Linked DNA regions of Mus musculus: all the other regions are linked to region 2. Evidence: chromatin loops called from intact Hi-C (ENCODE). Cell type or tissue: gastrocnemius. All regions are shown on one strand. Region 1 has its middle 12 kb from the start of Gm16796. Region 2 overlaps Dok5 (docking protein 5). Region 3 holds the start of 4930470P17Rik (RIKEN cDNA 4930470P17 gene).

The links. Peaks named below come from ENCODE experiments on the same cell type or tissue, not always from the same donor. Only the 100,000 strongest peaks of a DNase experiment are listed, where the experiment ranks them.
Region 1: it touches region 2 in a loop (9-fold over the local background); 39 of 42 quality-filtered maps call a loop at or near these places.
Region 3: a loop joins it to region 2, with 9 times the contacts of the local background. A loop is called at or near these places in 18 of 42 quality-filtered maps.

What each region holds. Positions count from the first base shown.
Region 1 is chr2:170,521,118-170,526,117 of GRCm38, forward strand. No RefSeq gene overlaps it. Among named protein-coding and RNA genes, the nearest start is that of Gm16796, 12 kb to the left of the region's middle. In gastrocnemius, no CTCF peak of the experiment used is centred here; a DNase peak (open chromatin) is centred at 2,535.
Region 2 is chr2:170,870,873-170,875,872 of GRCm38, forward strand. Dok5 (docking protein 5) reads left to right here. Exons shown (of 8, transcript NM_029761.4): 7 at 1-59. Among named protein-coding and RNA genes, the nearest start is that of Gm35033, 98 kb to the left of the region's middle. In gastrocnemius, a CTCF peak has its summit at 2,720 (motif pointing left); a DNase peak (open chromatin) is centred at 2,714.
Region 3 is chr2:170,598,435-170,603,434 of GRCm38, forward strand. 4930470P17Rik (RIKEN cDNA 4930470P17 gene) reads right to left here and starts at 3,583. Exons shown (of 2, transcript NR_027825.1): 1 at 2,603-3,583. In gastrocnemius, a CTCF peak has its summit at 2,872 (motif pointing right); no DNase peak of the experiment used is centred here.

The sequences.
Region 1 (5,000 bases), 350 kb before region 2:
CTCACAAGGATTTTCCTTTCTCAAGCTTTTAGTTAATGTGCTATTAGAGAAATGAGGGTGGGGGGAGGTGTGTGTCAGGAAATAGGTGATATAGTGAGACCTAAATTAGCCTGGGCTATAGGGTGAGACTGTCTCAAAAGCCAAGGGTTTGGAAAGGTAGCTCAGGGGTTAAAAACTGAGAGCAAGTACTGCTCTTGCAGAGGACCTAGCACCCATGCTGGGTGGCTCACATCCACCCATAACTTAAGCTTCAGGGAATCCGTCATCATCTTCTGGCCTCAGAAGGCACATACACCCCACACTCATGCAAATAACCCCATACAGAAACATACACATCATTAAAGATAAAATGTAAAAAAAAAATTCAAAACTTCTTCAAATCAAGAGACCTGAGGGCCCTGCACTAGAACTGGGTCAGTGTTAACTAATGACTTGCTATAGAATGTGTCTGGTCCCCGTTGGTTGTCCTCTGCCTTCCTTGGATGACACAGCAGGAAGGTCTTTCTGGATGCTGGCTGTGTGCCCTCGAGCTCCCCAACCTCCGGAGTTGTAGGAAGGAAAAACTGTTTCTGAAAAACCACCTGCCCCAGGCAGTCTGTTTTAACCACACAAGCGAACTAAAACACAGGCCTGAGGTGATTCTGAACCAGCAAGAAAACGGGCCTGGTTCAAACAACGCTGTGCTTTCGGAGCCTGCAGAGCGGACTGGAGCCCTACCTGCCAATCTGGCACAGACCATCCTTGAACCAGGTAACCAGACAGGAGCATCATGCTATTCGACCCCAAGGCTTAGGGTTCAGGGTGGCTGGAGGCATTTGGGCTGCTGGTAGTGACTGTAAAAGATTAAGCTGTGGGTGATGTGAACGTATTCCTACCAGGAGGCTAGCAGTGGTGGGAAGGAGACAGGCTGCAGATTTAAAGCCGGTGCTGCTGGCTGGAAGGAAAGGCCTTAAAGAAAAGGCTTCGGGGGAGCAGTGTCTGTTACCTGCGTTTCGAGGGTCAGATCCTCGGCCCCCACCCCTCTGACAAGCTGTGCTGAAGCAGGCCTGCAATGGTGGAAAGCAGAGAACAGAGGTTTTGCTCAGAGGCTGCGATAGAAAGAGGAACAAATAAACAGGTCCAGTGGCCTCCCACAACCTAAGGTTGCCTTTGAGGGTGCTGGCCTGCGGACAAGCTAAGAGGTTCTCGTCAGTATGTTCCTGCCTATGGTGGCTTGAATAGGTTTGGCCCCCATAGACTCATGAGTTTGGATGTTTGGCCATAGGAAGTGGCACTATTAGGAGATGTGGCCTGGTTGGAGAAACTGTGGAGGTGGGTTTTGAGGTCTCCTGTGCTCAAGTGACTCCCACTGTGTCACACGGTCCCTTGTGCTGCCTGTGGATCAAGGTATAGAACTCTCAGCTCCTCCTGTACCATGTCTGCCTGCATGTCGCTGTGTTTCCCGCCATGATGATAATGATCTAAACCTCTGAACGGTAAGCCAGCTCCAATTAAAGGTCCTTTATAAGAGTTGCCTTGGTCATGGTGTCTCTTCACAGCAATGATACCCTAACTAAGACACTGCCGCTCATTGGCCCATCTTTGCCTCTGCTCTGCTCTCTCCTGCACGGTGGTCAGGCAGGCTGTTGAAGCTTTGTCCAGGAAACAAGCACCCAACTGGCAGGCACAGGCTGCAGCGCCTGCTTTCTCTTCCCAGCATGCTACTCCTGGGGAAATGACTACAAACGACCGGATCCTAGCAGCCCTAAGAGACTGAGCTCATGGAAGCCCAAAGGCAGTCTTCAAATGAAAGCAGGGAAAGGAACTGCACTCGGTGCAGCCGGATGGGAAAAAGGAGCAGTGAGGCCTGTCTTCAGAGTCTTGACACGGGGATTGGGGTTAAACAGAAGCTAAGAGGTATACACAACCGAGTCCTGTCCATCATGGGTCCACCTGTCCTTGTCTTCAGTCCAGTCTTCCCTGCAAAGTGGTGTAACAATTGTTACAACATGTGAAATCTCTCCCCAAGGAGGCAGCACAGAGACGAGCCTTCTTTCTGGCTGGCACCAGGTCCTTATCTCGAGACTCCAGGGAAATTATAATTTCTTTTTTAAAAAAATTATAATCAGCCTCTGTGTGTGTGTGTGTGTGTGTGTGTGTGTGTGTGTGAGAGAGAGAGAGAGAGAGAGAGAGAGAGAGAGAGAGAGAGAGAGAGAGAAAGAGAGAGAGAGAATCTGTGAGCCACAGCGTACATGTGGAGGTCACAGGACAACCTGTGGGAGTTTTCTGATTCCTGGGGATTGAATTCAAGTCTTCAGGCCTCAAGCTTGGCCAAGAATTCTAATTTCTTGGGGTCTATTATTTCAAAAATAGAGAAAGGGGATAGAAGGGATATATGGTCCTAATAGGAAGGTTACACATGGAGTAGGTGGGAGGACCCAGGGGAGCCAGAAGGGACAAGTCCAGGGAATGGGAGCACAGCCAGGAAATGGAGCACAGCCAGGGAATGGGAGCACAATTCCAGGGGAATGGGAGCACAGCCAGAGAATGGGAACACAGCCAGGGAATGGGAGCACAATTCTAGAGGAATGGGATCACAATTCCAGGGGGATGGGAGCACAGCCAGGGAATGGGAGCACAAGTCCTGGGGAATGGGAGCACAAGTTTAGGGGAATGGGAGCACAAGTCCAGGGGAATGGGAGCACAGCCAGGGAATGGGAACACAGTTCCAGGGGAATGGGAGCACAATTCTAGGGGAATGGGAACACAGTTCCAGGGGAATGGGAGCACAATTCTAGGGGAATGGGAGCACAGCCAGGGAATGGAAGCACAAGTCCAGGGGAATGGGAGCACAGCCAGGGAATGGGAGCACAATTCTAGGGGAACAGGAGCACAGCCAGGGATAAGAAAGGATGCCATGGGGCAGGAGGATGACTCAGCAGGGAAAGCACTTGCTACACAGCTCTGACATGGATCTGTCTGTGGATCTTGTGGTAGAAAGATCTCCCTAAAGTTGCCCTCTGCCATCAACACACCTGCTGTATCACAACCACCCACCGCAGCAATAGTCAAAAAAAATAACTTCAAAAGGAAACGACGGCACAGTGGTTATGTGAATGCTCTTCCTGGGCAAGACAGAAACTTGGTATATTTTTAATTTTTGCGAAAGCTTGTACTGGCTAGTTTATATCAGCCTGACAGGAGCTAAACTATGTTAGAGGAGGAACCTCAATTAAGAAAATGCCTCCATAAGATCAGGCTTCACACAGGTCTGTACAGCATTTTCTTGATTAGTGAATGATGGAGAAGGGCCAGCCCATTGTGGGTGGGGCCATCCCAAGGCTGGTGGTCCTGGGTTCTATAAGAAAGCAAGCTGAGCAAGTCATGGGTAGCAAGCCAGTAAGCAGCATTCCTCCATGGCCTCTGCATCAGCTCCTGCCTCCAGGTTCCTGCCCTGTTTGAGTTCCTGTCCTGACTTCCCTCAGTGATGGACTGTTCCCTGGAAGTACGAGCTGAAATTAACCCTTTCCTCTCCAGCTTGCCTTTTGGTCATGGCATTATATCAAAGCAATAGAAATCCTGACTAAGACAGCTTTTTCTAGAGGATTAAATACTGGGAAAGGTAGGGAAGAGGACAATGGGAACCTCCAGTCGCTCCACTTCTCGAGTTAGAACTGTTGTGATTCAATCTGTTAGCCCTCTTTTTCAAATGAGGAGACTCTGACTTTTTTAGATGACTGGAGAAGCCACTTTTGAAGGCTACACTGTGGGGCAGGCGCAGACCTGGACCTGGTAAGGCTCTGTGGGACCTCACTGTGTCTTTTCTTGCTTCTCCTCCCACCCAGGATGCAGCTCCTGTCATAGCCTAGCTGAAGGAGTGTGTGAGACAACTCCAGCATGCTGTGCATTACCCACAAGTCCCGGGATGGAGTAAGGGCTCCCTCCATAAATACTGCCTGCTGTGTTTGGCCCTGTGAAAACCCAGAGGCCTGTGGGGCCACTGAAAGCCATGCAGCGAGGTGACGTCATCCTTGTGTAGCTTGCACCACAGTTAACATTGTGTGGACCAACTCCTAAGTGACTTTCGCAGTGTCAACACAAAAACCACAATTCTCACCCCCAACGTGATGAAAGAGTTGATTCTGGAGCCAATAATGAGTGGTGGCAGCCAAGGAGCACACATTTGGCTACTCCAAATTCCGTTGTCCAACATGGCAGTAGTTCAGGGAAGTGTTTATAGAAACAGAACAAAAAACAGGCATGAATCAAGACCTTGGTGGGAACATCAGAGAGATGGAACAGCCAAGCAGACAACCTCACCTGTGAGCCTTGGATGCTGCCTGTGAGCATGCATTCTTAGCCCTCAGATTGGTGGGAAATGGGGGTTTTTGCATATTCCCAAGGTTTTTACTGTTAAACACAAAATGTTAAGGCAGACGCGGACATGGGCAAGGAATGGATAGCAGGGGGCTAAGGATAGCCTCGGGGAAATTATGATCAGACTCTGAGCCTGCAACATTCCAATGTCCCCCACATCACTGACAATCAGCTTTTGCCAGCATCGCATTTTTCCAGGAATTCTCGGTTACAGTAGGAACCCTGAACACATTGCCTCCGCTAGGATATTCATGAGTCCTAAGCAAATTTACCTGCCTTAACCCTTCAGCATAAAAGAAAACACTACACCGGGCGTGGTGGCACATGCCTTTAATCCCAGCACTCGGGAGGCAGAGGCAGGTGAATTTCTGAGCTTGAGGCCAGCCTGGTCTACAAAGTGAGTTCCAAGACAGCCAGGGCTACACAGAGAAACCCTGTCTCAAAAAACAAAACAAAACAAAACAAAACAGAAAAAGAAAAAAAAAAAAAAGAAAACACCACAGAGACTGTTGCACTAACTTTTCCCCCATCTCTTGGTCTCTAATCTTCACTTCATTGAGAGAAAGACAGCAAAGAAGGTCTCTTGGTATCCCTGGTGGTCCTGGTCCCTCCTGCTGACTCATGCCAATGTGGCTGAGGCCTGG
Region 2 (5,000 bases):
CGCCTACTGGCAGCATATCACGAGGCAGCACAGCACAGGACAGCTGTACCACCTTCAAGGTAAGCAGGGCACACTGCCTGCCTGGGGCGTCCTGCAAGGTAAGCAGGGTTCACTGCCTGCCTGGGGCCTCGTGCTTGGAGGTCCGGTAAGCTGCTGTGTCCCACCATGCCACCTCCCGAGCTGAGGACCTCCATTGAGGCCTCATGACCCTGGATACTTCATCTTTCTGGATTCCTGATCCTCAAACGTTTGCATCTATCACACTGTCCTGGGGGATCTGTTTGAAATGTAGATTCTTTGGCCCTTAGCCAGAGGCACAACAGGCCAGAGGCCTGAGGTCCCAGGAAGAGGCTCAGCAACCAGTCTTTTGAAGGGACACCTGTATAAAGTGTGGCCAAGGGCTAGAGTCCAGGTTCTAGAATCAGCCCTCCAGGCTCAAGACTAATGGGGTCAGCACCGCTGGGGAACTGTCAGGTATGCAGAGTCTTAGGACCTTCTCCATCCATTGTAAAATAAGAGGGGTGGGGCTCCTCCAGCCTGCCGTGCTTGAACAAGACCCGCGGTGCTTCTCCTGAACACGCTTGGTAGGAACCACTGCTCTAGGACAACAAGGGAGGAAGAGATCCCTTCCTCTTGAGAAACAAACCTTCTGAAGTAGGGTACAGGTCTGCTCACTGGGAGACCAAAAGATTCCCCAATTCAACACGACTTAGACTTTCTTATCCCTTTAAACGCCCCCTCTGATACTTTAGTGCAAGGGAATTGGCTCACTCACATCTGACTGATATGCAAGCCAACCAACAAACCTGCGTGGGAGCATCCTTGCTGCAGGATCTGATGGTGTGTGCAGCTCTACACTGGAAAGAGCATGCTAGCACTGAGCTCACAGTACCCTGTGAGACTGAGCTCACAGTACCCTGACCAAGGACAACACAGGGAGGGTTTATTGTGGCTCACAGCTCCAGGCTGTAGTCTATGCATGGGAAGTCAAGACAGACACCCAAGCAGCTGGTCACATGACATCCACAGCCAAGAGCAGAGAGCCGGTGCAATGTGGCCAGGGATGTGGCTCAGGTGGTAGACTGAGCCATGATCTCAAGCTGCTGCTTCCTGGTGCAGCAAGCTTTCTGCACTGTTATACAGCCCAGGACTTAGCATAGGGAACAGTGCCACCCACAGTGAGCTCTGGGTCAAGTAAGAGTTAGGACAGTTGCCTACAGACATGCTCTCAGGCTAACCTGAGCTAGATAATTCTTCGACTGAGAGTCTTTTCATGGGTGATTCTAAAGTTTGACAAGTTAATATTTCAAACTAACCATCACATGTAGGAATAAATGAATGGATGGATGGATGGATGGATGGATGGATGGATGGATGGATAAATGGATGGATGGATGAATAGATGGATGGATGGATGGATGGATGGATGGATGGATGATGGATGAATAGATGGATGGATGGATGGATGGATGGATGATGGATGGATGGATGGATGGGCAGATGGATGGACAGAGAGATGGGTGATCACAGAAAAAAAATCTTTTGTAATCCATATCTGCTATGTGCTCAAGCCACACAGCTGCCCTTCAGCATTTCCTGCTGACAACCCTCCCTGGGCAAGCTGCTGCTGCTGTTTTCTTTTTCTTTCTTTCTTTCTTTCTTTCTTTCTTTCTTTCTTTCTTTCTTTCTTTCTTTCTTCCTTTCTTCCTTTCTTCTTCTTCTTCTTCTTCTTCTTCTTCTTCTTCTTCTTCTTCTTCTTCTTCTTCTTCCTCCTCTTCCTCCCCTCCTCCTCCTCCTCCTCTTCCTCTTTTCTCTTCTTCCTTCTCCTCTTCCTCCTCTTCCTCTTTTTCCTTTCTCTTACTCTCCTCTTTCCCCCTCCTCCTTTTCCTCCTCCTGCTCCACATCCTCCTCCTACTCCTCCTCCTCCTCCTCCTCCTCCTCCTCCTCCTTTTTCTGGAATATACTGCCATCCCCACAACTCTACAACTCCAATTCGTCCTTCCTCACTTGCCATGTCTCTCCTTGGACTGTTTGTTGTTGGTGCACAAAGCTGGCTAGTGGCACTCCTGAGATGAAGGAGCCAGGCTCCTCAATGGGAACCAGACCACACTTGGAATGTCATTGTTTATTAGTAATCGCTACACTTCTGGGAAGCAATGGTGACCAGGAGGGCAGGCATGCCACAGCTGCTTTTCGATCCTGGTGTCTTCTGGATCCTGCATGGGGTCGTCATCTTGTATTGAAAGGTGGGATGTGAGGAAGCAGGGGGCTTCTTTCTTCCTGAGACAGGATCTTATGTAGCCCAGGCTGGATCCAGACTCACTGTGTAGCCAAGGAGGACCTTGAGTTCTGATGCCCTTGTCTCCATGTCCTGATGCTGGGATTGTGACATCGTGCTTGGAGAACAGAACCCAGAGCTCTGTGCACGTGAAGCAAGCAGTCTACCAACTGAGCCTCTTCCAAGCCCCACTGGGTCTTCCTCGTCCCCTGTTTCTCAAGCTGCCAGCAACTGTTCATAGATGTTGGAAAGATGGATCCTGAGTGGCTGGATAAGTAGCCAAGGAAGGGCTGACTCTGCTCAAATTACCTACGCCGATGAAGTTCAAGCTGAAGTTTCAAGGCGTCTCTAAGTGATTAATCTAAAAACCAGAATTTATCAGACAGGTTTGAGAAAAATAGGTCTCACTGTCCCAAATTTAGGCTTAGAGCGCCACCTGCTGGTAGGCCTGGGAATAGAGTTTTATTATTGGTGGCGCAGTGAAGGAAGCATCTGGCTACACTTGTGCTACATTCATGAAAGTGGACTCACTTCATCTTCTCTGCCACTCCCATGATTTCCAGTTTCCCTGTAGAAGAACTCTTCTGTGGTTAGGAGAATACAAAGCGAACACGTGAGCCCTTAGCGTAAAATCTGAGAGAAATCCATGCAAGAGAACCAGTGAACATAGTTTTGTTGGCCCACATATCTGAAGGAGCCTCTCAGAAATGCAGGAGATTTAAATAAATAAATAAATAAATAAATAAATAAGATTTCACAATGGAGAAGATGGCAAAATATTCACAATGTAAAAACTGGTGTCCTGCAAAGATAGCTCTATGGTCAGGCCAGCGAGGTGCCTCGGTGGTTAAGTACATCAGACACTGAGCGGACAACCTGAGTTCCATCCTGAGGACCTAGGTGATGAGAGAGAGAGAGAGAGAGAGAGAGAGAGAGAACGCAATCCCCCAAGTTCTCAGACTTCAGCATGTGTGCAGCAACACGTGTACATGTGAGAAGAGCACACATGAACTAAAGAAATAAAATGTAAAAAAAGAAGTTACTCTCTGTGGGGCACCTAACATACTAGCGTCTTAAATTTCCTTGGTACTAAAACTTTAGGGCCCAGAAGAGCTATCGATGCCTCTGAGATTTGCTATCTACGGAGGACGTAGCGTTCTCCTCTTTTTCCTCCCATCGACACAGTGCCTGTTTACTGAGCCAGCGCCCTGAGGATGGCAGCTATGTGTCTTCCTCCTAGCAGCTTGCAAGCTAATGGAGAGTCGTGAGTGACAATTAGACATTTATCTCAAATCTGATACGTGTAACAGCCACAGGGAATATGTTTATAGTTTTTATAGAAAGCGTTCACACAAAGGGAGGCATAGTTACTGGCTTGAGGGTCTTGTCTCCATCAGGTAGCTGTCGGAAGAAGCCATAGCATTTATGACAAAACTTTAACTCTAGAAGAGGCAGTCATATGGAGGATTAAGGAGAAAAAGTAAACTTTCTCCCCCCCCCTCCTCCTCTTTAAAGATTTATTTATTTATTTCATGTATGTGAGTACACTGTAGCTGTCTTCAGACACACCAGAAGAGGGCACCGGATCCCATTACAGATGTTTGTGAGCCACATGTGGTTGCTGGGAATTGAAGTTAGGACCGCTGGAAGAGCAGTCAGTGCTCTCAAGTGCTGAGCCATCTCTCCAGCCCAAGACAACGTTCTTCCTAGTCAGATTGGTGAATGCAAATGTCCTGAGGCAGAGATGAGTGGGGTATGGAGAAGGGGGTTGGATGACGGGAACCGGTGGTCAAGACTCCTTTGTACACGGTGTGCTGAGGGTGCTGAGCATAGTAGTGTCAGGCCTGAATCCTGTTTTAAGTCTAACATTGCAGAGGATCTGGGGAGGGGGTAGCAGAGGAGGAGCCTGACGGCTTCTCATGTGAGCCGTGGAGTGCCTGGCCTCAGCTCAGGGCACCGTTCTCAGCCCTCTTATCAGTCACGTTCAGAATCTTCAGTCTTGCATCAGAGATTTCCCATTGAGTCAGGATTTCCAGAGCACCCTCACCAGTCTGCCTTGCAGATAAAAATCATTCATTTCAAAATGAAACCAAGGAAAAGCAAGCCCCCGTGTCATTCCTCAGGCAGGAAACCAAAGCATGGTGCCATGTGTGCCTGCTGGAATCTACCATATGGCTGGCCTTATTTCCATCCTCCTGGTGATGACCTCCACAGCTGGAGCTGGCAAGAGCAGCTAGTCCTCCTCCTCCTCCTCCTCCTCCTCCTCCTCCCCCCCCCCCAGTTCATCATCTTCTCTATTGTAAAGAATTAAGGATTGGAAACATCAATCAATTCGTTCTAAGTATCATGGGACTCACAGGTGGAGCAATTGTCAAGGGACCCAGGCTCTGAGGCCCTGGCAGTGTCATCAGATGGTCCTTAGCTCTGAGAGGAGGCCCTTGCCCCAGTGTGAGTCACAGGCCCACGTGCTAAGATCAGAATGCTTTCATGGGGTTGAGCCCAGAGCGTGCAAGTTCATGCCCATTCTCAGGAGGATAGATTCTTGGAGCCAGTGGCTCCGCTGGGGAGTTCACTCGTTTTCTGAGCACATGTGCTACCCTTCCTACACACGTGCTGCTGTTAAGAAAGGTCACGGGGAAAGATGGTAAGCCAGGTGTCAAGGTTTGAATATGCTTGGCCCAGAGAGTGGCACTATTTGGAGGTGTGGCCTTGTTGGAGTAGG
Region 3 (5,000 bases), 270 kb before region 2:
TGAACTCACTGGAAACAGAGAGGTTGAGATGTATCCATGTCATAGAGCCCGATCTTTCCAGCAAAACAGGTGTCATCTTCACCATGTGGGCGTATCTGCTCACAAGAGTTCATCACAGTTGGACACCCTGGACCACTGTTGATCCCTCATAGGAGGATGGGGTGGGAGGGTCTTTGGATTCTCAGTTATACTAAACTGGACACATCCAGGCACTCCTTGCAGCTATTTGTATGCAATTTTGTCCTAATTGCATGTGGACTGGAGTTTCAGTCTAGGGTAGAGTATATAGGCAGCGGGGAGGTTAATAGAGAGGTGCGCCACCTACAAAGCCATGGGGAGCTCCTTTTCTGAGTGTTTGCTTTGGGGGTCACCCATGTTCCTGCCTGTGACCTCTCACCTGTGCTCTGTAAGTAAGTGCAAATGCCTCATTGGTTCCGCAGAGTGAACGTTCTTGAAATAAAACTGACCTGTCGCTAGGATCTCAGAAGAAGGTGGTCTGCTTAGCTCCCTCTCCCCTCAGGGGAAGGAACCCACAGGAAGATGTTGGGTACACTGGGTAGGGCTGTGGATCGGCACCACTAGAGATAGCTCCTGACTTTACCACTTTGGAGTGGGGAAGATTATAGATGGGAGAGGCACCTTTGGAAGGTGGCTACACACACTTTCTCTTGTCTCAAAAAGACCGAATCCACAAAAGAGCCCCATACCTCCTGATTAAGATTTAGGTCCGATAATAAAAAGGGAAATGAAGATAATACATATTTTATGCCCCAGCCTCTCTGGCAATGATGAATATTTCTCCCTGCCCCGGGGACAGAGCAGAAGCTATTGTCTTACAGTCATTTGTGGATATGAAATACAGTTCCCAGTGGAGCACCATAGATCAGCCGTGCAGGTTTACGATCTGTCTCCACCGCGTTTCCTCAGAGATCTGTTATCTTGGATTCATCTCGGATTAATTACTCAGGTGTTTTGTGGTTATTTGATTCACAGAAATAATCTTGTGCTGAATTTTGGTACAAACAAGCCACTTTAACAAGACTTCTCTGGGCCAGTGAGATGGCTTAGGGGGTAAAAGTGCTTGCTGTATACACCGGGTGATTTGCATATGACTCCTGGAACCCACATAAAGTCGAATGGAGAGAACTGACTCTGCAAAGTTGTCTTCTGACATCCACATGAGCTCTGAGACTCATGCACATCTCACAATGATGATGATGATGGTGATGGTGATGGTGATGGTGATGGTGATGGTGATGGTGATGGTGATGGTGATAATACCAAAGACTTCCTCCTGTGTGACTTAGGTATGTCCCCACTCTAGTCCATGTTTTACCTTGTAGCTGAGGAGAAAAACCTAAGACTGAACTCTGTCTGTGCCACTCACACTCAATATACAGTGAATCGGTAATCCCACCACACACAATGGCGTCCCCTAAAGTGTGGGACACATGCAAGACCTGTGTGGACTGGCACAGCTTTGAGTAACGTTAGTTCAGGAGAGGAGGGTACAAGAATCCCTTTGTCATATTCTCCCCATGATGCTATCTGGATGATGGAAAACCTATTTGGTGCCATCATGTTATCAAGACCTTTTTCTGTCTTGCTTGTGAGTCTTAATTAAATGAAGGACACATCCATGATCAGAGCCATCAGCCTAGAAGAGTCTTTGTTTGGAATGTAATAATTCTAATTTAGCTCACTATTTATAGCTCTTTCTTGTCTCTGTGTTTGCTTATTATCTCTTTCCCTCTGTATTTACTTCAATATGTATTTATCTTTTTTTTATTTATATATATTTAAATCTTTGGTTTATGGTGTACTGGTGTAGCTTATCTTTTGCTACTTTGTGGGTACTTTTTCCTTCCACCTTTTTTCTTCTCTTTCAACTCCATAACACCGGATAAGAGAGAAAAAAGGATAGAGAGGAAAGGAACGAGATCCCTGAATAAAGGCGCCAATGTTATCGTTAGACTACTTCCTACTGATTAGGGGCAAGTTTGCTCTTCACTGTCAGGAAACTGGCTTCTTTTTCTCCTTGTTCTCTTCTTTGTGTATGACTACCTAACAAACTCTGACCATCAACAGCCAACAACTCACAACAACCCACCACACCTCTCCGGGCCCTAGCCTTTCTATGCCCTCTGAAAAGTTCCCAGAATGCCAAACATTACACAATTGCAGAAACTATCTTCAGCTGGCAAAATCATGCCCCTGCTAGAGCACAAGGCAAATCATAGTCAGCTGCTGTGGTCGGCCTGAAGCAGTCCCATAGCCCACACCAGGGATCAAAACGAAAACACGTTCCCATAATACTAATGTATTTTTTTTTCAAAGAAACCAAAACTCCAAAATTGTCACTACATACTGGTTTTAAATTTAATATACTAATATAAATCACATAGCCCACTTGTGTGAAAAATATGCTACTTTACAAAGAGACGTCATTAAAGCAATGTTATAAATGGCTTAAAGATACATTATAAAGGAGATAATCTATGAAATGCATCAATGCATGAACACGACAGAAGTTGTGAAACTAGTCTTCACATGGCTGACCTTTGCAAGGAGCTGAGCTCTGGGTACCGTGCAAGTTACTCACTCAATCTCTGCTCTTCAGCAGTGGCCAAGCCAGTCGTTCTTTTCGGCCTCGTGCTAAGCACGCTGCGGTGGGCCATCGCTATGGCCTCAGGCATGTAGGACCATCGACAGATGAAAGGAGATTCCATCCATCTTCTAAGTCTCCTCCACCAGAAGAGATGGAGCGACTACTCCTTGTCCAAACTAATTTTGGTCTAACAGCATTATTTCTTCTTGGTTGCCTGGTTTGGGCCACAGCCCACAATTCAGTTCTATGTAAATGTTGTCTCTATATACAGTGTTGTCTCAGGTATTTGAGTCTCCAGTGGGTGGCGCTGTTTGGGGGAAGTTATGGAACCTTTAGGAGGTGGAGCCTTGTTGGAGGAAGTACGTCACTGGGGAAGGCTTTGAGAGGGTTAGAGCTTTTCCCTACTTCTTGTTCTCTCCCTCTACTTCCGGTGTGCTTTTCTGGATGGAAATGTCACTAGCCAGCTTCCTGTTCTGGCTCCTGTTACCACACCCACCTCACCATTAAGAGTGCTACCGCTCTGGAACCATAAGGTGAAATGAACTCTTTCTTCTTTAAGTTGCTTTTGGTCACGGCGTTTTAACCACAGCGACAGAAGAGTAACTCGTACAGACATGGACACTAGAATTCATCCCCTTGAGTAATTTTTGTCCATTTAGAGGAGTTAATGAATTTTTCCCAACTAGAGCTACCGAGGGAGAAAATTCCAGAGACGGCAGCAGCCTTGTCTGAGACCCATCAGTCTGCAGGCAGAGGGACAAACCTTACATCCTGAGGAAGGCAGGGCAGGGAGCTGGAAGGACACAGCCCCTAGGACAGTCTTAGACTTTGAATTTCCGGTCACGTAAGCATCTTGCCTCCAGGCGTCTCGTTCAGTGAAATAATATATTCCGTGCCGCAGAACCCACTCACCCAGGTGCCCTTCTGACCCGCAGCTGAATGTATCCCAAACAGGCCTCTGACCGCCTGCCTCTCCTTCCTCACGGCTTCTTCCCCAGACAGCTTACCTACTGTTTGACGTGATAATCACCAGGACCAAGGTTACTTATGGGCGAAAAGGTCACGCTGGCTCAGCACTCCAGAGCATAAGAGTTCATCCCAGATAGGGAGGATGCAGCAAGATGCAGTCATGGCAGGAGGAGCAGGAAGCCGAGAGACCATATCCTCAATTTTACTTAAGTACAGAGCAGACATCAAAAGGCTTTTTACTCTTATAGCTCTAAGGACATAGTTTCTCCAGCAAGGAAACTCCAAACTCCCCAGACAATGCCACCACCTGGGGATGGAGTGCTCAATGCAGAAGACAGTGGGGGCACATCTCTCATTTGGGGACAGAGTGTCCAATGGGGGAAATCTCTTGTTTAAGCTGCCATGGCTACTTTTCGTCTAGCCCTTTAGAATGTTCTAGCTTCTGAGCCTTCTCGAGTGACATTCCATGCCTGCTATGCTGTCCTCCCCATCCCATCCCGTATGACTTCACCTTTAAATGGTTCGGGTTGGGGAGCCTCCACTCAGAGCACTCTCTTGTCACCTCTGACCTTTGTCCTCCAACCATGGCCACGGATTCTGTTGGTTTGTCTATTTCCCTCATTAGGCTCTGGCCCGAGAGTATAGGAATTGTTCGTTTTACTTCGTATTACAGTGTTCTGCTTATGTCCGTGCACAGTGCAGATTACTATCCAGAAATATCTCTCCCATGGAACAAAGCCATGCGAGTACTAGGAGCTCTACACTGGAGACTGTGTCTCACTCCCACCTCTACAGTGCAAAGCACCTCACCTGTCAGTTTTCTGAGCTGAAAAAACTGAGAGGGCCATGGCACTTACTCATGTGCATTTAAACCTCCAGAGTCCTGTTGTAAAGTCTTCCTGAAGGAGACATCAAACACACCCGTGTATTCGGTACGAGTTTCATTTCTGTTGCTGTGATGAAACACCCTGACCTAAAGCAACACAGGGGAGGAACAGGCTGGCTTAGTTTGCAGATCCAGATTGCGGCCCAGCATTAGGGGCGAGCCAGGGCAGGAAGTCAAGCAGCCAGGCACAGTGCATCCGTGGTTAAGAGCAGAGAGAATAGATGCTCTCATGTGTCCCTCTTGCTCTCATCCAGCTCTCTGCTTTCTTAAGGCTGTTTCAGGAGCCCCTTGTAGGGAATGGTGCCACCCACAGTGGGCTGGGTCTTCCTGTGTCAATTAATACCCAAGACAATCCTCACAAATGCCCACAGGCTGATCTGACCTAGAGAATGTCTAGGTTGAAAGTTTCTTCCTGGCTGATTCTAGGCTGTGGCAAGTTGACAGGAATAACCAATGCCAACCCCAAACAGAGGAGCTCACAGGCAGCTGCCCCACCAAAGAGTCCTGGCCCCAGTCAACTGTCTATCTCCTTCTCTT